3 separate regions of the Homo sapiens genome follow, and regions 1 and 3 are each linked to region 2. The links are chromatin loops, found by intact Hi-C in ENCODE. Cell type or tissue: endothelial cell of umbilical vein. All regions are shown on one strand. Region 1 has its middle 52 kb from the start of MIR466. Region 2 has its middle 100 kb from the start of MIR466. Region 3 has its middle 5.1 kb from the start of MIR466.

Region 1 (8,000 bases), 51 kb before region 2:
TAAAATATTAGGATGGTAAATTTTATGCTATGTGTATCTTACCATAATTTTAAAAATTGAAAAAGGAAAAATCATACTGGGATTTTGATAAGATTTGCATTAAACTTACAGATGGATTCAGGGAGAATTTACATATTTGCTGTGTCGTATTTGGCAGTACATAAAACACCACTTTGATTTTAATTTTCCCCTGCAGGTTGCTTTGCCTCAGCCCCTGGATTACAACGCCCCCTGGCTCATACCTGAGTTCACCACAGCCTTTGGACCCCAGAACTGCCCTTGCTGGTTCTGGTCTCTGGCTAAATCTTCTATGATTGCAGCTTTGGCTACTACCTATAGCCTTAGGGAAAAACCCAGAACTTGTGTTTGAATTCTACTACCACCAGATGTTAGCTGAGTCATCTCCAGCCTCAATTTCCCAATCTGTGGGATTTGTTGCACTGTATACCTTAAACGGGAGTTATTGCTATTATTGCAGTTAACATAAGCTTCTACCACTTACCTAACTCAGCGCGTGCAGTTAGATTTTAGCATCTAAAATGCCAATCTGCAATCATCTTTATTAGTCATATTTTGCCTGTTTTTATCCATCATTCCAATTTGTTGTAATCATTCCAGTCCCTGATATAATCCACATTTTAATCTCAGATATTGAAAAGTAATGGCAGACAAGACAGAGAGTCATGGACAGAATTTGACGTACCACTAGAGAAATCTGTTCTCATTTAGGTCCTTTGATTACAGTTAACAAAAACACATTCTAAGAAATCAAAAGAAAGCCAAGGAACCATGCCTGGGAACAACATAACCAGATAGAACCAAAATCAGGTACATCAGACAGTCTAGCCTAAGAGGCTGGCTCTGGAATAAATAAGCTCTAATCATCATCTCTTTGTCTGTGTCACTCTGTTCAAGATTTGCAGAGCCCAGAGAAAGGTCTTCTTTGCTGAGCTCAGGTCTCATGACTGACTCCTGGCTGTACCAGGGCAGTAAGAAGAAGGATCTGGCCAATGAGATGCCTTAGCAGCTGTAATAGAAGGATTCCACCTGCACTTCCTGCCCCAGATGAATTCAGGGCACTGTCACGAGAGGTCATGAGTACTCGGATGCCACAAAGTGCCAAAAATCCATTCTAACTTTTTCTCATTTGATAGTAATTCACTAATAAGCACTTTCTGGTGATGGCCGTTCAGCCAGAAACAGATCCACCCAATTGTCCAGAAACATAGATCCACTAGTTCCACCAAAGATGTGTTGACAAATTGATACAAAGTCTTGTTGAAATACAAGTATATGAAACCTATGGCATTCCTTGAATCTACTGGAACCTAACGTAACTTTCACATTGGCATTTAACCTGCCACACTAGTTACGTAGTGATCCCAAGTTCTTCACTTAACTTCAGTACTCAAGTCTTCTCATTGACAGCAGTGAGATAATGGTTCTAATCTCACATTTTGGTGGGGGCTTTTATAAAGTACTATATAGCTTATTTGCTATCTATGTGCGAGTTACTATATAATGCCTACTGCCTCCTTATAAGCATAGAGACTGAATGGAAGTCCCTCAATTCTGTTTAGGTTTTTTGAGGGCTAAGGAGTTAAAACTAAGGAGAATAAATCTGGAGGGAGAGTTGAGTTGCTCTGCAAAAGAGAAGAAATAGAAATGGAAGACCTTTAGCCATCTAGAGAAACCTGGAAGAGACAGGTGAGAAACAGGACTGTGGGAGAGGGCGAAACCCTCCGCAAAATGGCAGTTTCCTACTAGAATGGACAAATTACAGAACAAAGGCACACTCGAGGTAGCTGAACCCAAGTGGTATAGAAAGCCAACAGGACACACTGACTCATCTACTGGCATTCCCATTCTAGAAAGTAGCAGAAATCTTGGAGGTAAAGCTCTGTGGACCATGGAATTTGAGAGTTAAAGGCAAATTTACGTAGATCTCAAGGGGCAGGAAAAAACCCCACCTGAATTTTGGCCTATATACATTTGCATTCATATACAAGAAGCAATAGAATAGTGAACTTTTCAGTCCTTGGGTGATTTTTGCTGAAGCAGAAAAAGGGGAAAAAAAGTCTCTGTGTTCTGTTATTCCAACTTTGATCTTTTATTCATTCTCTGAGGGCATAAATGATTGTTTATCTATGTTTTCATTAGTAAAACCACTCTTGAGGATTTTTTGTTTGTAGTTGTTGTTGTTTCCTGCTGTGGATTTTAACACAGAGGCCTTTCGTTTTGAACCAAATGTATCAACAACGAGCATCCTACAATTGCCATTTGCTAGATCCCTTTGTTTGTGGGCTCTTTTGCCTTATGTTCATGTAGGGTACAAAATTAATTACAAGCATGAATAGCTTGTGTCTGCTGTGTTGGAGAACCTGAGGTGATAATGGCTGCCACCTACCATACCCCAGAATGTGCCTACCCACAGCCTCTGCAGAACATGTAGCCCCAGGAGGATATGTTTTATACCATGCAGCCTGGCCATTCTGGTCTCAGTCAGGGGTGCAAATCTAAAGCAAGAGCAGCCAAACCATAGCCTCTCCATGACCTCTGGAGTGGCCACAGGTAAAAAGACAAGTTATGGCCGGGTGCTGTGGCTCATGCCTGTAATCCCAGCACTTTGGGAGGCCTAGGCGGGCGGATCATGAGGTCAGGAGATGAGATCATCCTGGCCAACACGGTGAAACCCCGTCTCTACTGAAAATATAAAAATGACCTGGGTGTGGTGGCATGTGCCTGTAATCCCAACTACTTGGGAAGCTGAGGCACGAGAATCGCTTGAACCCAAGAGGCGGAGGTTGGAGTGAGCTAAGATCTTGCCACTGCAATCCAGCCTGGTGACAGAGCAAGACTTTGTCAAAAAAAAAAAAAAAAAGTTATGCCAGTCAGATTCTCTTCCTCAGATATTTGAAACAGGAAATGAGTAAGAGAAGACGATGACAGTGTACATCAAAGAAGGCCATGAAATACCTTTAGAAGCCATGAGGAATCACGAGCAAGCCAGAATTAGGAGAAAGCAAAGTCAATAGCAAGAGCAGAAGGAAGGTAACATAAGAAACTCGATAGCACTGTACTAACCTCAACCTGTTCCTGCCTCAGGTATGAGCACATCCAAGCCATTCCCTTTGCCTACCTTTTACATTATCTCTTTTTCCTCTTCCCATCTCCTCCCTTCTTTGCTTAAAGACAACAAGGCAGAAGAATTAGAGTGTTGCCATCAGAAGTCATGGAAATGCACCATTGCAATTCCCTTGTTTTTCCCTATTTAAGCTGAGCTTTATGAAGGATACATTAACCACATTATCAGATGGAGACATAATGACAAGCCTGCTCTTCATCTTTTCAAAATGCCCAGATGGAAATAATGTCTGAGAATGTAAAGTTTTCCCATCACAGCACTCTTCTCTCTTGTTGAATCTAATTGTAGCACTAGAAAAAGAGAGACTGACTCTTGCAAACCTCCCAGTGAAATGCCAACTGTAACACATCATTAGCTAAATAAGAAACAACAAGGTCAGCATGGTGTGCGAGAAATGGCAATGTTGTACTTGCTGTTGATTCAGAACTGGCGGGTTTGTGAGGAAGGGAAAAATAAATGTGTATAGAGGTAATGTTGGCCAGGTGCAGTGACTCACGCCTGTAAACCCAGCACTTTGGGAGGCCGAGGCAGGTGGATCACCTGAGGTCAGGAGTTCAAGACCAGCCTGGCCAACATGGCAAAACCCCATCTCTACCAAAAATACAAAAATAATAGACAGGCGTGGTGGCACACCTGTAATCCCAACTACTCAGGAGGCTGAGGCAGGAGAATAGCTTGAACCTGAGAGGCTGAGGTTGCAGTGAGCCGAGATCATGCCACTGCACTCCAGCATGGGTGACAAGAGCGAAACTCCATCTCAAAAAAAAAAAAAAAAAAAAAAAAGCAATGTCACTACAGGCCGCCACAATATATAGGTGTGCATGGGAAAATATAGTTGAGTGTATTTTCAGGATGTGGCAAGCGGATGTGGCTCAACCAGAGGAATTTATAGCAGCAAGTAACAGCCATACCACCATAAAACTGCACAGAAGCTACTTTTAGACTTTGAGGATCAAACAGCTAGATTCAAAACACAGATAATAGAATAACAACTGCTGCTTAACAGGGAGTAGGAGATAAAAATAATTTGCTACACTTTGCTAGATTCCACCCCATTCCTCTAACATAGCAATCCTGGGCAGTTAATTAGAGTATGTGTGGTCGCTGCAGATGAAGGGAAACTCTATCAGCGATGGAAGAAACAGTAGACAGGAAATCCTGAGCCAGCCATTAAAATAGGAGTAAGATTTCAGAAGCCAGAGATGAGATACAATAGGAGGTGAACTGAGTTAGAGGAAACAACTCCTAGTGAAAGAAGGTCTCTTTGCCCTAAATCAGTAAAAGGGATCTACATTAAAAATTCGTATTTAATCGTTAACGTTTATTTTAAAATAAACTAATGGTTGTTGTTTCTTATTTAATTAAGAAATTAAAAGAATTTCTTGAAATTAACCTATTTTCTAAGTTCGATGTCAGCCATAATTATTATAGACCAAGAGGCACACACAAACCCACTCCCTCCCCTAACCCATCTCTTAAACAAAAGATCACCCTCCAGTGACCCTTAAAAAGAGTTTGAGAACTATAAAGTCACAAGAATAAAACCTTAACACTGACAGGATATAAGCTGGCTACAGATGACATTTCCAACCCCCTCTCCTTGTCAGTACAAAAGATGCATTGGATGTGGGGGACAGATTTGTTGAGATACTCATGGACTTGCATGTGTGGCACTTTATGAAAAAATAAAAAGGAATCAGACTTCCCATTTAAATTCTCTCACCTCTACCCCTTCCTTACATTTTTTCCTTGCCCCCCAACTCTCACAGGAACAGAGTAACATGGGATAAAGAGGATGAGAGTACAGAAAGCAAATGATAAAAATATGTGCTCTTGAGTCATTGGAAGATTCTGATCCAAAGTAATGGGTGATTATTACTCCTTGAAGCCACAGTCAAAAGCAAATTTAAAATATTCCCTCCTTTTCTCCTGAAGTCTTTTTCTCCAATCTGGCAACTGGCAATGCACTAAAGGAATGTTTTCATCAATGTGTCCAAATATGTTATTCAAAGTAAGATTTTATATGAGATAGCCTCAGGGAACTTTCTGGAAGAAAAAGGCAGCCCCAAAATTGGATGCACAAATTGCTTTAAGGTTTTAAGATTTGGCGAAATATATTGTGCCTTCATTGTACCCCAAGCCAGAAATGGAAAAAAGAAAAAAGAATCAATACAAAGAATGACTTTCCAGGCAGTGCAAAGGGATTCAGTGTTTCCACAGGTTTGCAAGAATGCAACAAGCAAGAAAGGCAGTGTCCCCAAAACAAAGTGACCAGTCCTCTGAGCTTCTAGCTGGCAAGTTGCCCAGCAGAGATAATAGGATGTTATTGAATTTTCAGGCATCTCGGTCAGTGATGGAGGTGGAGGGGTGTTGCAAAAGGATAATGGAAGGAGCAGGGATTGGGAAAGCAAGGATGGAGGGGCAGGTAAATTCTGGAAGTGGAAAATTATTTTTCAAGCATAGAAAAACTTAAAAAAATACTACTGCACTACTGTGGAAGTCATGTACTAAAAGTGTCCTTATAAGAGGAGATGTGAAGGGTGGTACATGGGTCATAAAATAAACTTTGTGGCCAGGACCCTCTGACCACTAAAACCATAGATGCTTAAACAGAAAAATCCAATCAAGCAGAAGGATGGTATTCTCCAAGTAATAAGCCACTTCAGTGAGTATTCATGCTCTAATCCCAGGCCCAGATTCATAATAAGGGCAAAAATGTAAGCACACACACACGCACACACACACGTGCATGCACACCCCCACACACATACACATGGCTAGGGGCAGAGCATCCCAAGGCCCAAGTGTAGGAGGAGGCAATGGGAAAACACATTCACTCATTCAGTAGGAAAACTCATCCTTTTTTAATTGCTTTGCATTTGTTTTTCATCTTCTCTCGCATTTCTTCTGATGGTGATTATGATTGTATTTTGAAATCATGATCCACCGCTGCAGCACTGTAATTACATAAATATGGCATTATAAATGAAGGTTAGCACCAGAAATAGCAAAGCAGAGAGGGGTGCAATTTGTCTTTGTGGATGTAAGTGTATGTGTATATGTTTATAAATACCTCTCATTTATATGGCATTTGGAAATAATCTGCTAGTGCAAGCAAGGGGGTCTTAGGAAATAGAACAAAATCCTCAATCCCATTTTCAGCTGAAGAATACAACGGTAAGAAAAGGCACGTTCTTCCAGTCATGATAAATGGAGATTGTTAAGTAAGAGTTAGGCTTAAACTGAGCTCAGATTTCTCAACTGGCCTGGGCACCACTGGTTCTTCTTGTGGACAGGAATCAGTCTGTGTCAGTACAGCTTATCAACAGTGCTCTTCAGCAACCCTAGGACCTCAGAGAGTATCTCTTAACCTCCTATATTTCCTTCCGAACAGGAGAACATCTCTCTCTCTCTCTCTCTCTCTCTCTCTCTCTCTCTCTCTCTCTCTCTCTCTCTCTCAATTTCACTCACTTTTGCCTGCAGCACACCACCCAGTATCTTCAACCAATCAATAACTCAGTTCCTTTCACTCTCAGGGAAAAGGAAAATTCTGAAGTGTGTACCACACAGGGTGTGTGGTAGTTCTAAAACATGTTAACAAATTATTCAAACCTTCTCTCTTCAAGAGATAGAGACTGAGTTTTCTTCCCTTGAATGTGGGCTATACTAAGTGACTCACTTTGAATGACCAGAAGATGATAGTGATGCTATGTCATCATAGCATCACTTATGACCAAACCTAAGTCATAAGAAGGCGACTTCTCTTTGGCATCACTTCTACTGGGAAAAGCCAGCTTCCATGTCATGGGAACACTCTAGCAACTTGTGGAGAAGTTGATGCAGATAGGAACGTAGGTCCTGCCAACAACCATCACCAGTTCACAAGCTACATGGCTGAGCCACCTTGGAAATAGATGATCCAACCCCACTCATCCCTTTAGATTATTGCAGCTTTGACTAATGTCTTGGCTATATATAATTTCATGTGAGATCAGTCCTGAGCCAGTACCGCCTGGACAAGCCGCTCCAAATTCCAGATGTAAAAAAATATGAATGCAGTAAATACTTGTTATTTTAAACCACGAAATTTTGGGTCAACTTGTTACATAGCGGTAGATAACAATACAGCATCCTCATGGTATTGACCCCCAGTTACCCATAGCTCTCACTTGCTCATCAATTACCTCACTATGCTTCCTTGGATCACATCCAAAATAAAGAAACTTCACTCAAAATTCTTGTCTCAGGGTTTGCATTAAGAGTCTAAAACATGCCATATAAGATAGATATTATTCTCACTTTAGGGATTTAAAAAAGTAATATGCGTAGGTTACAGCTATATAGCAAATAATAGCAAAACCAGATTTTCTGAATCCTAATCCACTGCTTCCTGATTCATTATAGCTGCATCTCCCTGCCACTCATACCCCCATTCTTTGCCATTTTAAGCAACCTCTTTTCTCTCTCCAAGAACAAATCAGTTAATTTGCTCACTCGCTGCGGGCCTAGACACTCATCTTAATCTCAAAATTTAAAAACCAGTCTCAGTGAATTCAATAACCAAAGCAGGAACTTTTAGTCACTGAAGCCTAAATGTATTTGTTTTTCCTAATGATACCTGTACACAACAAGGAGGAACAATTAGCAAATCAATAAATTATTCGTTTGTTGATGTTAATGCAAAGACTATATGTGGCTCTACCTTGTTTTATGTCTAGACTACAGGTGGTGGCCTGAAACTGCTGACCAAAGAAATGACCATGCTGTGTGGGCAAGAAATGGTGAAGATAAAGCCCATATGTGCTGTACTTTCTGTTTGGATCAAATAAAATGTACAGCCAACTCATCTGTCAGA
Region 2 (8,000 bases):
TTCGAAATTCAAATAAGCTGGAGAATTTGAGTAGAAAATTGGAAACTTTAAAGAAATAAATGGAACTAGAATTTGTATACTCAATAACAAATTAAGAGGTTAATAGATGAGCTTAAACCACTCATTTTATTAGTATTTTATTAAAATTTAAAAGTATTAAAATTAGTAGGGTCAGAAAGAAGTTTCTTCACCTGACAAATTAGTCGGTTTGTAGTCAACTCTCCTTTTCAGGCTATTTAGCCAATTTATAATTTTGTAACATATTGTTAGGCCCTCTTCTTATACAGTTAATGTTTATGACTTTTTTTTAATTAACTACTGAGCCCCTCTGCTTGGTTAGCATATGAAACCATTAACACCAATGAATCTTTCCTGTTTTCAATGTCAACACTACTTTTTTCATTCCTTTTTGGCTTACTGACATGCTTTGTTAATTTCTTCTTATTTATAAAGAAAAAAATTAGGTACCTATATCCTAAGTAAATCTTGCTTAACTGAGTATATAAAACGTCCATTTATATTCATCTTTTCCTACTTATTAAAATCAATAAAAATTAAACATACACTTATATTCATCCTTCTTTTGTATTATACTTTCGTTTTTGTATACTTTTTCCTTTTTAACCATCACCATTGTCATGACTTTTAACAAATCCGACTAGCTTCTATTGGCTATTATTATTATTATCACTATAATTGGTGAAAATCATAACATTTTATGCCCTCTTGAATCACCAACTTTTATCACTTTCTCCAACGTTCTTAGAAGTATTCTTGTTTCTTGGTAACCACAGAATGTTCTAGGGTTATTCTTATTTTCTCTTGCTCTAAAACAGTGGTTTTCAAAAAAATGCTGGGTTTTTTCCCAAAAAGACACTTGGCAATGTCTGGAAACATGTTTGGTTGTCACAACTGAAAGAAAGCAGATTAGGGGTGGGGAGTTGCAACCAGCATCTAGTAGGTAGAGTTTAGGAATGTTGCCAAGCATCCTACCGTGCAAACTGATGTTGGGCCTCAAATGTCCTCACCTCAAATGACAGTGCTGAGGTTGAAAAACCCTGATCTAAGTAATGTGGAATCAAATAACCTCCAACGAGTTCTGGGTCTTTTTTAAGCTGTAAGAGTTTTAGACCAACATGTGACTGTGCAGCTGCACAACAGAGTTGTTGATGGATGAGGGTGCTGCTGCTGCTGCTGCTGTTACTATACCGATCAATATTTTTTTAAAGGTTGAGTTTAAATTTGAAGTTTACAATTTATTGTATATTATTGTACACCACCTTTCTTATAATATGTAGTTTCCTCAGCCACTAAGATTTTCTCCTACATTGACAAATATATTCTTATAATCAAGTCAAGAGTGATCCATTCAGGGTGGCTTTCCTGTAACAGTTCTTACAGTTCATACAATATTTGCTTTCCTTTCTTCATCCCTGAAGACATGATAATTACAAAGTAAATTTTAAGAAAACTCTATCACCCAGACTTCACCACTAACAATTCATCCATGTAACCAGAAGCCACTTTTACCCCTAAAGCTATTGAAATAAAAATTTCAATAAAAATAAAAATCAACTCTATTGATAATTTCTCAATAGGTAAGTACTGCAAATGTCCAGGTCTTCTTGGATGGCAGGTTCTTGGGTATGAAAGTAGCCAGCTTAGAAAATAATAGCAGCTATAATCTTCAGAGTACACAATAGAACATTAGGTGCTGGTCTAGAAGAAAACAAAACAAAACCTTTATCTAAGACTAGATTTATACTGTCAACATTGGATATTTCTGAAGAAAATGTCATATATTAACAAATTCCTACCATAGAGATTCCAATTTTGAAAAATCATGGCATTTCCCTGCCTTCTGAAAGACAGACCCTAACTGGAAAATTGGAAGAGTTTGAAAGCCTTTATTTATTGTCCAATAATGTTTTAAGCCAAACTAGTAAACTCACATTTCACCCTAAATAAATTTTCCTGTCTTTCTCAATGTGTAAAAACACATATACTCACATATACATTCATTCTTCCTCATGTCTCAAACACACATACACACACACTTCACTTTTCCCTAGTCTTCAAAGTTTTGAGTCAGATGTTCTATAGAACATGCATGCATTTTAGTCTTCCCCAATTTAAAAAGCAGGCAAATAACTCAGTCAAATTTTAATTCATTATTGAAAACTTATTTTAAATCAATTTACTTGGTAACCAAGCCTTGGCTACAGTCTGGGTCTGTCCCCTGAAGAGATGACTGGGAAAGAACAAACCCCCAGTGGGCATCAGTATTGTCCCTTCAAGTGGCAGCTTGTAATTTTAAGTGTGACGACTATGCTCCTTCCTCAAATTTTCATTTTTACCTCAGAAAATTGAAACAAGCTCCACCATTTGCATCGTCAGCATAGGAGATGGAGAAAACAATAGCCACAGGTGACAATTATAAGGCAACTTGAAGTAGATAAGCATGACATTTAATAGTGACCTACAATTTTAGGACCAAGATGACTTTTGTAAGTTATAGCCACAAAATTATAAAAAATACTAAGGGCAGAAAACAAATCTAAGCTACTCTTTGTCAGTTACATATCAAGCAATATGTACTCAGTAATGGCTGTTTTTAGCAAAAGCAAACGTTGATTCAGTGTGTGTTTGTGTGGTATTAGATCATTAAAATGAAAGGAACAGACACATTTAAAAGGTCATCAACTCCAACTACAGAAGGGAGTGGAACCAACATGTATTCAACAATTGTGTGCCATGGAGAATGATGTCAAACTGACAGAGAGACAGAGAAAATCTCATTGAATCCTTACAACTGTGCAAGGTAAATTTTAGTACCCAGACTTTAAAAATGGGAGCATTGAGGCCAAGAGGGTTGGAGTAACTTGGCTTAGAGCTTGAATTCAAACCATCAGTCCCACTCTAAAGCCATAATCTTGTTACTATGTTGGGCCATCCACAGTGGAAGAGACCATATGAGAAATCAGAACAAAAAGAATTATATACTCTGGAAAAGACACGTGTACACCGACCTGGACCTAAACATATGAAATAGGCATAGGAACCTATGCTAATAAGAGAATACTTTCAGTGAACATAAGATTGCAAATTTCAACCTTACTTTTTTTTACATAATTGAATTTAGGATATTAGGCTTTATTAAAATAAATAGAGAAAATATAGTAAGTTTCATATGGAATTGATGATAGACTTTAAGTTCTAGAGATAACATATTGAGTGTAAATTGTACTAGTTTACAATCTTAATTGAACAGATTCTAAAAAGCTCTGGAAAACCAAGTATAATACTGACATTTGCGAGGAAGGATACTTTTAGTTTTAGGTTTCAGTCACTGACAGCCTGTATATGTCAACATTTTCCACACTGTATTCCGTGGGCCATTACTCTTAAAATAGGACTCTGGGATTCAAATCATTCAGAGAAACGCTGATTTAGCAACAAAGAAAATTTCTTTATTGCATGTTTGTAAATCTAAATCTCCAAGAAGTAGACAAGGTGTGCTGGGATGCCCAAACTTCCTTGTGCATGGGATGCTGGTTTCACAGAAACAGGTAGGGCACATTTTCCATAAGGAAGAGTTTAGAAAATATTTGTCTATGCAATTGTTGGCTAAGAAAAAAATTTGACAGGAGTTAAGACTATACAAGTTAAGAACATTACATTGCTCAACAACCTTCACAGGTTGTCACATCTTATTTTATTCTTCTACTTCTGGGCCTGAGCAAAACTGAGTAGTCCCCAAGAACCATTAACGTGAGATTCTCATTTTCTTGAATCTCCATAACCCAGCCTCTTTAACCTTCATTAGTATTATAAAAACGTCCAAACTCAGGGCAATTGACCTCATAATTACATATGGTTTAACGTTTCCTTTTCCCCTCGAATTAAAACTAGGAGCCCATTCCTTCTATCTGATTTCATTTTAACAACTTACCATTGATCTTTGGGGAGATATGAGGAAATCATGGGGAAAGGATTTTGAAGCTCAGCTGGCACAGGTGTAGATTTATATCTTTTCATCTTGATGGATTTGGAACATGTTCTATGCACTTGATTTTAGTTAATGCACTGCCCCCAAAGTGTCCAGTAAATGATTTGGAGTAACTTTTAAAGTGGGCAGATATAAAAGCTCTGAGGAAATACATGAAGAGATATAGAAATAATTTTACTGTCAGACTTCCTTACCCTCATCATTACCTTGAAGGGATTCTTTGTCCTCTGTTAAGAGTTTTGGTAATTCTCACAGGACAATTGGGAATTGTTTTCTGTCTTATGCAGGCAAGATAATGAGCAGAATTTCAGAGTGGAAGTGTCCACTGAACTTAAAGCTAGATACAATAGCTACAGTGGAAGTGTCCGCTCTGAAATTGGGAGGTTGCTATGACTCAACAATAAAAACAAAATATCACTTCCTGGTATTATTTTCCATAATCAGATTTGAGATGTTAGACTACGTGGCAAAAATGCCAGGAAGTGACATTTTTGCAGGCTAGCATCTCAAATCTGATTCTGGAAAATAAGACAACAAAAGAATGACAAGATTAGTATTAACTAAGCACCTACTACATGCTAGGCACATTATACCAACTGCTTTCTCAAAATTAGAAATTTAACGCATATCATAACCCTGTCATATAAATATCATTAAACTCATTTTAGACAAAGCTGGGAGTGGTGGGGCTAGGAGTCTGCCCCTAATTTGTTTGATTCTAAAGCCCATATTCTTCTGACATAATACACTGCCTCCAGTGGAAGGGTAGTGTTAATCCTTAGTTCCTCTTTACTATTTATAAGAGGAAGAGTCCATTGAGCAGCTCCACCCTTTTCTAAAGGCCGTAAGAAGGAACACGACTTGAGAAATAAAAACTACTCATTTTGTAAAAGGAAGAAATATGTCAAATGTCATTAACTTCACCTCAATCTGGGTGCTCACCAGGTCCTAAACATTTAGTAAAGTTAATGAACAGACATGTAGTGCCCCTAGACATTGTGGATTCAGCAATAAAATTAAATAGTCCCTACCGTCCCTCAAGGAGCTCACAATGTAATGGAAAGACACAGGCAAGTCTCCTTTCCCCAGAAAACACTAGTAGGGTCTAATTCACAGTAATTTAGAGCCAAATGGGGTTTAACTTTTTTTCGTTTTTGACTGACATATTTAATTGACATATTAATAAGCACAAATCTGAAATGTAAATCTCAGTAAAGTTTTACATATGTTTATACATGTGCAACTACCACTTAAGTTGAAACATAGATCATCTCTAGCATTCCTTAAGGTTCTCCCAGGCCCCTCCTAATCAACACTATTCCTAAAAGTAACCACTGGTCTTATTTCTATCACCATTGATTACTTTTGCTTGTTTGAACTTCATATAATGAAACCGTAAAATAAATGCTCCCTTGAATATGGTTTAATTTGCTCAACATTATATTTGTGAGATTCATCCAAACTGTGTATAGCAATAATTTGTTTTTTCTTGTTGATGTGTAATGTGTAAATTTACCTCAATTTGTTTATCCATTATATGTTAATAGATATTTGAGTTGTTTTCCTGTTTTGGCTATTATGAATAATGGTGATATGAACAGTCTTATACATGTCTTCAAGTGGATATAAAGAATGGAAGTGCTAAGCCATAGAATAGGCACATGTGCAGCTTTAGTATACCTCCAAATGCTTTCATTGGTACAAGCAGTTTTACCAATGGGCACACCTACCAGCAATGTCTGAGAGGTCTACTTTATATCCTCACCAAGATTTGGTATTGTTACTCCTTTTAATTTGAGCTCTCTAATGGATGTGTAGCGGTATCTCTTTGTGGTTTAAATTTGTATTTTTCCGATGACTGATAATGTTAGGCACCTTGTCACAATTGTATTGGCTATTTGGATTTTCTTTTTTGTTAGGTACCTAATGAAGATTTTTGAAACAAGTTTGATGCAGCTTGTCACAAGCCAACTTTATTTATCTTTTGTGTGTGCATCTTCTCATTTTATTGAGGGAAAAATCTAAAATGAGAGAGTTAAGTAAATTGGTCCAACTCATGGTTGGTTGTTAGCAAACCTGTACTTGAAATCAGATCTACACACTCCCATTCCTTTGTGTTTCCTCTGTACATGTAATGTGTGGCCCCATCAGTCATCTGCACCTATTAATTGCATTCCCAACAGGCAGATTTTCTTCAGTTTTCCTAAGCTCAGTTAACTAACCGCCTCTGTGTAATCTTGCCCCATCCTCACCCCCTAGAACCTATAACTTCTCTACACAAGCCAACTTTATTTTTAACTTCACACTGTATAAGAAAGGGGCTTTTCTTCTCTCCAGTCCTTCCCCGCCCTCAATTCCTATTCACTCCCTCATATATACATACACCATTCCCCTCCCCACCCACTGTGAAGAGCTTGTATATCTAGAGATGGGAAACCATACTTCAGGCTAAACAGGAAAACCCAATTTCATTTTAAAAACTGAAATAGATAATGACACTTCAGAAGGGTTCATCTCTGCCTACTTGTGTTTTACTTAATGCCCACTTCACATCTCTATAACAGCTCTGTGATTTACCATCCTGGATAAAAGAACCGAGTGGATTCTGTCTCCCAGTGTGTTAGAAATATGGCATTACATATATTTTAAAAACCTAAATCACTGTGAGCCCTGCAAAAAATATCCCAAGTATTGATTTAAACATGTCTTTTTTGCAACATGCCTCCCTGTACGCACTGGGAAACATAAAGTGACCCATAAATATTCTGGAAAGACCACTTATTTTCTATTCTTCTGTCACCCTGAGCTGCAGAACCATTCTTCCCTCGTGTGCTCCTATGATTTCAAATCAAGGAGCAGGCTGTTTGAGGAAGAAAGCTCCAGTTTAAGTAGATTGCTGCAGGCCTGCTGCTGATGGTGCTGTCTGATCTCCCTTCAGGCAATGTCTAAAAATAATAATAAGCAATAGTTTATCTTTATAACATCCTTCTCCAACAATGGAGAGTTCAAAGCGATGCTGATATTAATTCATTAACTCTAGAACAGCCTTCTGAGGCAAGGAAGAGTTCACTACTCCAGCTTCTGAGAAGGATTTTGGGGTCTGGGTGGAGTAGGTGTGCCAGATTATGCAGTACAACAGGCCAAATGTGGCTTCGTGAAATCCACTGCATCACCAAGCTACAGAGCCATAAGATTCTGGAGCTGGAAGGACCCGCATGGTAGAACCCACTTGTTTTCAGATGAAGAAGCTCAGACTCACAGAACTTGGGAGGACTCTCCAAGGTTGCACAGAGAATCTGTCCAAGGTCGCATATGGAAGAGCTTGAGGGGTTGCCAAGATCACACAGAAGGGATTGAGGATGCCACCAAGATCACGTAGAGACGTAGTGACTAAAATAATGTAAGACCCAGGTTTTCTAACTTCCAATTCAATGATCCAAGAGATTAAACATCAAGAGAAAGGGGCACAGGAATGTTTGCAGCTGCCACCATACCACCCAACATTGCCTCTAGCTTGCCAAGTTGCAGAGGAAGGAGAAGGGGGAAGATAACAACGTGTTCATATCGTAACTCCTACAAAGCACACTGCCTCCAAATCCACCAGTGGTAAAGCACCGGAAGCAGCTGGCTGCAAAAGCTGCCCACAATGGTGTGCCCTCTACTGAGGAGTGAAGAAACCTCATGGCTACAGGCCTGGTGCTGTGGCACTCCATGAAATTAGGCGTTATCAGAAGTCCACTGAACTTCTCATTCACAAGCTCTCTTTCCAGGTTTTGATGCGAGAAATTACTCTCAACTTCAAAAGGATCTGCGCTTCCAGAGCACGGCTACTGGTGCTTTGCAGGAGCCAAGTGAGGCCTATCTGGTTGCCTTTTTGAAGGCACCATTCTGTGTGCTGTCCATGCCAAATGTGTAACAATTAGACCAAAAGGCATCCAGCTAGCACGTGGAGAACGTAATTAAGAGTCCACTATGAGGCGGGCGCCTGTAG
Region 3 (8,000 bases), 99 kb before region 2:
CCACCACACCCGGCTAATTGTTATATTTTTAGTAGAGATGGGGTTTCAACATCTTGGCCAGGCTGATCTTGAACTCCTGACCTCGTGATCCACCCGCCTCAGCCTCCCAAAGTGCTGGGATTACAGGCATGAGCCACCACACCCACCCAAGACCTCCTTATTTTACAATGAATTAGAGGAAATAAAGGCCTTATTTTAGTTGGCCCTGAATATAAACCTAAGAAATATGAAATTATGCCTGCCATCTAAATTACCTAGCTGCTTCCAAGGTGCTGTTGAGTTGTAAACAAATTAAAGAGAAAGCATAATTTGATCAGAGACATGTTACAAAGGACTCCTCCCTCCACACTAGCTCAGAAGCCTCAGGACACGAGCACTAGATTCAACCATGCCAATCAAATTGCCATGTGGTGGGCCTCTACTATGTTTACAAAATGATGCACGGAATAAAACATATATTAAAATTGGGTTGTGGGAAATAAACCACCATTCCAAATGTCGACAACACAGAAGCCAGGAAATACACATTTCAAGTATTCTCTTTTTATTGCTCATTCATCCAAGTTTCACATGTAAAACCAACATCCTAGAAACCAACCAAAGAGTTTAAAATGCTACTTGCTACTAATGCAAGAATGGGGTCATTAATTCCTGTCTATTATCTCTTACTGTTGTCTGAGGAACCTCAGATAATACACCTTAACTTAGTTAAATGAAAATTAAGGTCTGAGTTTTTGTTTTTCATTATGAAAAACAGAATGGAAAACAAAAGATATTTGAAGACTATAAAAATCCTTGAATGGTACAAATATTTAAAAATTCTAAGTAGTCGTTAAAAGAATTCATGGCCCAGTAGAGGAGAGTGGGTTCAGGGTGTGGACAAAATGAATCCTTAGAGTTCTTTCCAGCCGGTAGCTACTTCCACACAATTATGATTCCTAATTAGTCCATGACCCAATCTTTAGATTTGCACATCTGATCTCCTAATTTAAAATTACATTTGTAAATGTTTATATTTTTATTATCTTAGTGGTTAAAACCTGGGACTCCACAGACAGTTGGACTTGGGTTTCAATTCCAGCTCAAAAATGTGTTAATGATGTAATCTTGGGCAAGTTAATTAACTTCTCTTAGCCTCAATTTTCCTGTCTGTAAAAGGAATATACAAATAATATTCTCAATAAATTATTATATTTGCAAATAATTTATATGAATAAATTATAACTAAATATTAAATAATATAAAAATCTCTCTATAGGGGTTGTTGTGAGGATGGCATGGTAGTAGGAAGTGCAGTCATTGTTAACATCAACATCATTATCTCCATGATCATATTCACTCCTACCGTCATAATGAATTTTTGCAAAAAACATAGAGGAAATCATCTTCATTTTCTTAAAAGAAAAATAGCCCACCCCAAGGAAACAGATGAGGGCCATTCATATATATATATATAATTAGTAAAGTAGTAAAGGCCAGTTTTGCCAGACTTAACCTTCCAGAGATACATTATGGGAGCTGTGCTAAAAGGGAATATAAGGGAAGTATATCACAAAGCCTAAGAATTTGTGGTAACTAGTAACAAAAACTGGGACAAAAGGAAACACATGCCAGCAAAGCAGGCTCAGGATTCTCTGAGGAAAGTTAGCAAAACCTGGACCGTGCAAGAAAGAAACCAGACTAAACCAGTGTAAAGGCCACTTGCTTGGGCTCAGTGTCTGAAAGTCAGCACTCCCTCCTTAGGGTGGAGACTTCAAGGTTATATCAGAATTTACTACATAACTTTTGTTGTGAGTTGTTACAGTGCTTTAAAGCTCATACAGTATGTAGTCAGTGTAACATAGTACTAAATTTAGGGTGCGGATTTGGTCACTCTTAGCTAATCTTTTTTATTGTCCCAAGAACATCCCAGGATTAAAAAAAAAAAATCTGAGAATGACTATAGATAGAAAATTGGAACCTGATGAACTGACGGTTTTATTTATAGTCCTAGAGTGGCCAAAATCAGATGAATACCTGATTTGTGCGTTCAGACACCGCATGTTATAACATGAACTGCTTTCTTCGACTCTGAAATAAAGTGAATCCTATTCATGGCAATCAGTTTAAAGTAATTCTTTAAGACACTTAATATTTATTTATTTATTACTATAAGTTCTAGAGTACATGTGCACGACGTGCAGGTTTGTTACGTATGTATACATGTGCCACGTTGGTGTGCTGCACCCATTAACTCTTCATTTACATTAGGTATATCTCCTAATGCTATCCCTCCCCCCTCCCCCCACCCCACGACAGGCCCCAGGGTGTGATGTTCCCCATCCTGAGGACACTTAATATTTAAAGCAGCATAATGTATTGCTTTCTAGAAAGCCCCAAATTCATGAAATCTAGCAAGCAGAAGTCTTGTCTATTTAACCAGCAATGAGGCATACAAAGAAGTTTTCCAAAAATAACAAAAACCAGAAATTACTTCTTCCTGGAGCTGCAGGGAATCATATTTACCAGCTTCACTGAATAATCAACTAAAAGTGGAATTCCTGAAGAAACACTGGCCATAACCAACAAGATACAGAAATCAACATCACGTGAAGCTATTGAGGCCCGTAGAGCAGTCACTACCCTGCAGAGATCAAAGGAAAGAAAACACTTCATTCTAGGAGCCTGAGAGCCACGCACGTCCAAGCGCTCTTATCCACACTCTCCTCATAGCTCTGCTGCAGATACCACTGAGTAAACCAGTCCCTGGCTAATTGTTCCCTTAACAGCAGAGAGTGAAGGATGATGACAGCAACAATAACATTAGCTGACACTCGTGAATGCTTACTATGTGCCAAGTACTTTTATAAGTGCTTTATTCTACACTAAAACATTTAATTTTCCCACAACACTATGAAGTAGGTGCTATTACGATATGCGTTTCACAGATAAGGTTGCTGAGGCATAGAAGAGTTAAATAACACAACCAAAGCCACACAGCTAATAAGAGACAAAGCGAGGACTTAAAATTGAGCTTTGACTCTAGAGCCTCCATTCTCAACCATCAATTTACTGCCTCTTGGAAAACGGAGGTGTTCTGGTTGATGTCCATTTTCCCCGGTGCTCAGAAGCTTCTCAAGTGTCTAAGCTAACCTAGCATGAATAAAAGGGGAGGGGTAGGAAAAGGGACAAAAAAAGCTTTGAGGAGAGAGAAATAGGATTGATTTAACAAGCAATCCTGTAGTTTAATTTCTATGCCTATTAAGTATAGCCGTTCTTCCCTTCAAACTTTTTTTTATAAGAGAACAGAACAAATTTTAATGGAAGTCAGGCAGAGAAAGGACAAGAGAGCAAGTAAATTGTTATCTGTAGATCATTGCACAAATGTAAGATATTCTTAGCAGTATTTGAAGCTGTAAGAAATTCAGAGAATGCAATGCAATTCTGCACAGACTAACTCACTGTTAGTCTGCTGAGTGTTTGGCCAGCGTGTTAACTCTTTGTGGCTTCTTGCAGTCTTTTACTGAAAAGTTATTTACTTTCCTGTATTCCTATTACCAAGGGTCTATTCAGGGAATGAAGAAAAAGAACGGCGATTCAGGAAGCAGATGGGGTGAGTGAGCTCAAGGTGAAAGAATGAGAACTAAGGTACTTACTCATTTGGCAAATATTTATTGAGCATTTCTTATATGTTATAAGTGCTAAGCATATAAGGAAAACTGAAATAGACCTCCTACCCTTAAAGAACTTACAGTCTTCTTCAGGGGTCAACATTTTTTTTTCTATAAAGGGCTAGATTGTATATGTATATATATGGCTGGGCAGGCCATAAGGTCTCTGTTACAACTACTCAACTCGCTATTGTGTCAGGAAAGCAGCCAAAGACAATATGTAAATGATGAGTGTGGCTGCATTCCAATAAAACTTTATTTTAAAATCAGGCAGTGAGCTGGATTTGGCCCAAGGGCCATAGTTTGCAAACCCTTGTTCTGGTAGACATCTCAAGAAAGGCTTACAGGAAAAACAATTTCTGTGTGGTTTTCTGTTCTGATCTGTTGAATTTAGCCTTGAACAACTTTTGTCCCAGTATCAAATCTTTGAATCTTATTTAGTTCCTCGAGGGTTTTGTAGCTGTTACTCCAGTCTTTTAGCACTGACTGTTGCTGGGGAAAATCTGTATCCAGCTGATTTTTTCCCCTAATAGGTGACTCCCCAGGTGATTCTTTCATTATCTCTGAGGTCCAGGAGACTTGTTAGGATATGTTGTAGTGATCCCAATATGAAAGGCTTTTTCTTTCCACAGGAGATTTTAGCCCATTTATGAGTACGGATATGACAAGTACTTTTATCATCCTATTTTATATTATGCTTTCTTTTTCTAGCTTCAAAACTTCTTTAACGTGTCATCTTTTGCTTTATATTTTGTGTTTCTTCTCATCTTTAGTACCATATGTATTTTTGTGCTAGCAGTTATCTTTATAACTGCAACTTATACACTACCTATTAATTTCTTACTATAAATGATGAATTTAATACATTTTCTCTTTCTCCTTCCTTCCTCCTTCACCTCTACTATCCACTTTTAGTCAATTATTTTATTTTATTTAATAGACACCTTTGTAATGGTTATGTAATATTTTAATAGTTACTATTTAATATGCTCTTTCATGTTTTTTGCTAAGGTCATGTTTGGTTTCTTCTTGTATTCTTACTACCTGCTGTGGACTGAACATTTGTGTCCCTCCAAAATTCATATGCTGAAGCCTAAATACTCTATGTGACAGTATTTGGGAGTGGGAACTTTAGGAGGTAATTAGGTCATCAGGGTGAAGCCCTCATGAATGGGATTAGTGTCTTTTAGAAGAGACAGGAGAGAGATAATGTTTCTTCTCCTCTCTATTATGTGAGGAAACACAGAGAAAATGGTCATTTCCAAATCAAGATGAGTGCCTTCACCAGATGTCAGATCAGCTGATGCCTTGATCTTAGACTTCCCGGCCTCCAGAAGTATGAGAAGTAAATTTCTGTTGTTTAGTCATTCCGTCTATGGTATTCTGTTTTAGCAGCCCAAACTGACTAAGGCACTATCTTTATTTTGAGCTCTTACATTTCTGCTTTTTGTTCTAGCTCCACAAAGGTGATGGGATTGTTAGGTTTATTTAGTCATAATGGAAAAATGGTTGCGATTATTATCTTTTTGATAGTAATATTTTTTTTCTAAACACGTATCTTTCTCGGCCACTGTTTACTATTGCTTCTCATCACTCTTTCTGGTTTCTTACACTGATCCTGTACTCTACATGTTTCATTACTCACCATTGAAGTTGATGGGTATTTTTTGCAACAATTATTGTGTAGATTTCTTGTTACAGGTGTACTTGAATATTGTTTGCTGTGTGTGTGTGTGTGTATTTATGTGTGTTTACCCTTTCCTTCTCCCCATCTAATGGAGATAGACAACTATAGGGTTTTTTGCAATGTAAGGACTTGTGTCTCCTCCACTGCCATGTAAACACCTTGCTTCCTGCAGATGTGGCTTACCTGTGTAATTCATTTAACCTCATCTCCTTTGTTTCTTGAAAGGAATACAGGTCTGGGGAGTTCCAGCAACCACTGGGATTTAGATATTTTTCACCTGAGTGTGTGCTTTCGCTTTTCATGGGTGACTTGTTTCTGGCCATCTCTAAGCTCTCTGGCCATGGTGTTTCTCTCTGCTTCATGCGTACCCCTTTGCTTGGGTTCCACCGCTTTTTATAGCACTTCCGCCAGTTTTGCAGTTTGGGGTTTTGCTGTTATTTAGTTTTTCTGAAAAAATGAGTTTGTATCTGTATCTTTCATTCTTTTTTCCTTTAGGGGAATGTATCCTTTAGGAGAATTTTCCTAGGGCATGTTGGCTTTGCTGTATTCAAAGCAAAAATCTCAATGTAAGTATCTAACTCAGGAATGTGAATGTGTGTGAAATTCTCAAAGTGACTAAAGGTAACCTAGGCTGGCTGAAGCTGAAACATGAAAACCAGAAAGAAAAAAAAATTCAGGTTAATTGTTTCCATATACCTGACTGCCTAAGTAAGCAACATCTTACTAAACAAAACATAGGAAGGCATCCAACCTATTGAGAGCAAAATGATCCTTACCAAACCTGTTCAAGTTCTTCAAAGAAAGACTGGAGGATGGGTGCGATCACAAGACCAAGACTGGGGAAAACAGGACCTTTCTATGGGGGTAAATAAAATCTTAAGAGTAGGATGTGATCTCTCTATTCATAGGTACAATGTCGGAATGTGTTTGCAGAATATATTGGGGTTAAAATAAGTGTTTGTTGTCACCTATTTTATTACTTCTAATTTAGTATATTTACACATATACTCACACATATACCTGATTTTGCCTACATGCATAACTTTGATTTTTTTTTTTTTAACTGCAGTGTCATTTTCTCCTTTATCTCAATAGTTTGCTTCACCCTATCTCCAAAGTGGCACTCTAGCTGGCCCTACCCTCTTTCCCAAGTAACTTATGCTAACAACTTTTTTTTTTGTCTTTCATGCTTTCCTCCTTATTTATATAATTTACGCACACATGCATGTACATACACACAGATGCACACCACTTCTTTGTCATTATTTACTTTATAAAAAAGATTATATTACACATTCTTTTTTGCCTCTAGCATTTATTGAAAACAGTACCTTGTGCTAATTCTTCAAAATCATCTTGAATAGCTCTAATTTGTCTTTTTTAATGTCTACATAAGATTTCATGGTATAAGTATATACCATAATTTATTCCGCTATCTCACTATTGATGAACATCCATATATCTTCCATTTTTTGCCACAATGTAGCAAAAACACATTTTTGCATATGTTTTATGTATCAGTGTTTGTGTTTCTGCAGGATAGATTTCTACAATTGGTAATTGTTGGGTCCAAGGAAATATATATTTTGTAGTCTTAATGGAAACTACCATATTGCTTTTTGAAAAGGCAGAAACACCTCATATTTTTACGAGCAATGCATGAAACTCCCCTTTTCTCCACATGCCCTCAATGAATATTTAAATCAGTTAATTTTGATTTATATTATTTTTCTTATCAGTCTTGGGATAATTTTCTCCTTTACCACAAAGTGGTGTCATGGAAGAAGACATGGGCAGAGAGAGATTCAAAAGGAAAAGTCATGGTGTCAGACAGTCTCCCATATGGAGCTTGGGGAACATTTATTCAGCAAATACTTTTTCAGACATTTACCATGCATGCAAGAACTGTACAATGCACTGGCCAAATTTTAAAATACATGCATATGCCCTTTAGAAGTATAGAGTCCACATGGGAATACATTATATAATAAATTATAATGTGCTTGTTCTATTTAGGAAGGCCTGGAATCTGCTTCCTGTTCACATATGACTTTCGGAAACCTCAGATTCCTCTTCTATAAAATGGTTTTGATGTTCCTATCTATACTTTGGGATTATTCTGCAAATTATATGGGGAGATGCATGTAAACCACTTATCACAGTATATGGGATAGAGCATGCATTCAATAAATAGTAGGTGGTATTATTAGTAGTAGCAGTAAAAGTTTATGTATGAGTGTAAGAAGAGTAGACAGGTAGGTTGGGGCCAGAATGGGGAAGACCTTGAAGGTCAGGTTGAGAAATTTCATCTTTAAACTATGGGCTCTCCAAAATAGAGTGATATGATGAAAAAGATGTTCTAGGAAGATTCCTGGGTCAGTCATTACTCAGTAGATAAATTAGGGAATAGAAGGGGCTAGCCGCAAAAAGACTGGATAGGAGGTTTATCAGTTAGATACTTCTAGAAATGGGGTGATATTTGAAATATTTTTTAAATGGCACAGCACTGGCACTGGGCAATTAAAACACGTGACTGAGTCTTCAAAGTGGTTGCTGGCTGTAAACAACACATTGCTAGCCTAGCACATATAAGCCAAATAGCCCTCCTGCTTCTAAGTGAGAGAGCACCTTCCTGAAAATAGCTTAAATAATAGGGATTTGTT

Evidence for each region. A loop is a pair of places that touch in the nucleus more often than their neighbours do. Peaks named below come from ENCODE experiments on the same cell type or tissue, not always from the same donor. Only the 100,000 strongest peaks of a DNase experiment are listed, where the experiment ranks them.
Region 1: a loop joins it to region 2, with 4 times the contacts of the local background. A loop is called at or near these places in 5 of 110 quality-filtered maps.
Region 3: a loop joins it to region 2, with 6 times the contacts of the local background. A loop is called at or near these places in 5 of 110 quality-filtered maps.

The regions. Positions count from the first base shown.
Region 1 is chr3:31,210,034-31,218,033 of GRCh38, forward strand. No RefSeq gene overlaps it. Among named protein-coding and RNA genes, the nearest start is that of MIR466, 52 kb to the left of the region's middle. RefSeq lists an enhancer at 2,115-3,314. In endothelial cell of umbilical vein, no CTCF peak of the experiment used is centred here; a DNase peak (open chromatin) is centred at 4,178.
Region 2 is chr3:31,261,433-31,269,432 of GRCh38, forward strand. It overlaps the pseudogene H3P11. Among named protein-coding and RNA genes, the nearest start is that of MIR466, 100 kb to the left of the region's middle. In endothelial cell of umbilical vein, no CTCF peak of the experiment used is centred here; a DNase peak (open chromatin) is centred at 4,399; H3K27ac peaks cover 1,789 bases.
Region 3 is chr3:31,162,878-31,170,877 of GRCh38, forward strand. No RefSeq gene overlaps it. Among named protein-coding and RNA genes, the nearest start is that of MIR466, 5.1 kb to the left of the region's middle. In endothelial cell of umbilical vein, no CTCF peak of the experiment used is centred here; DNase peaks (open chromatin) are centred at 2,604, 3,724 and 3,844; H3K27ac peaks cover 2,068 bases.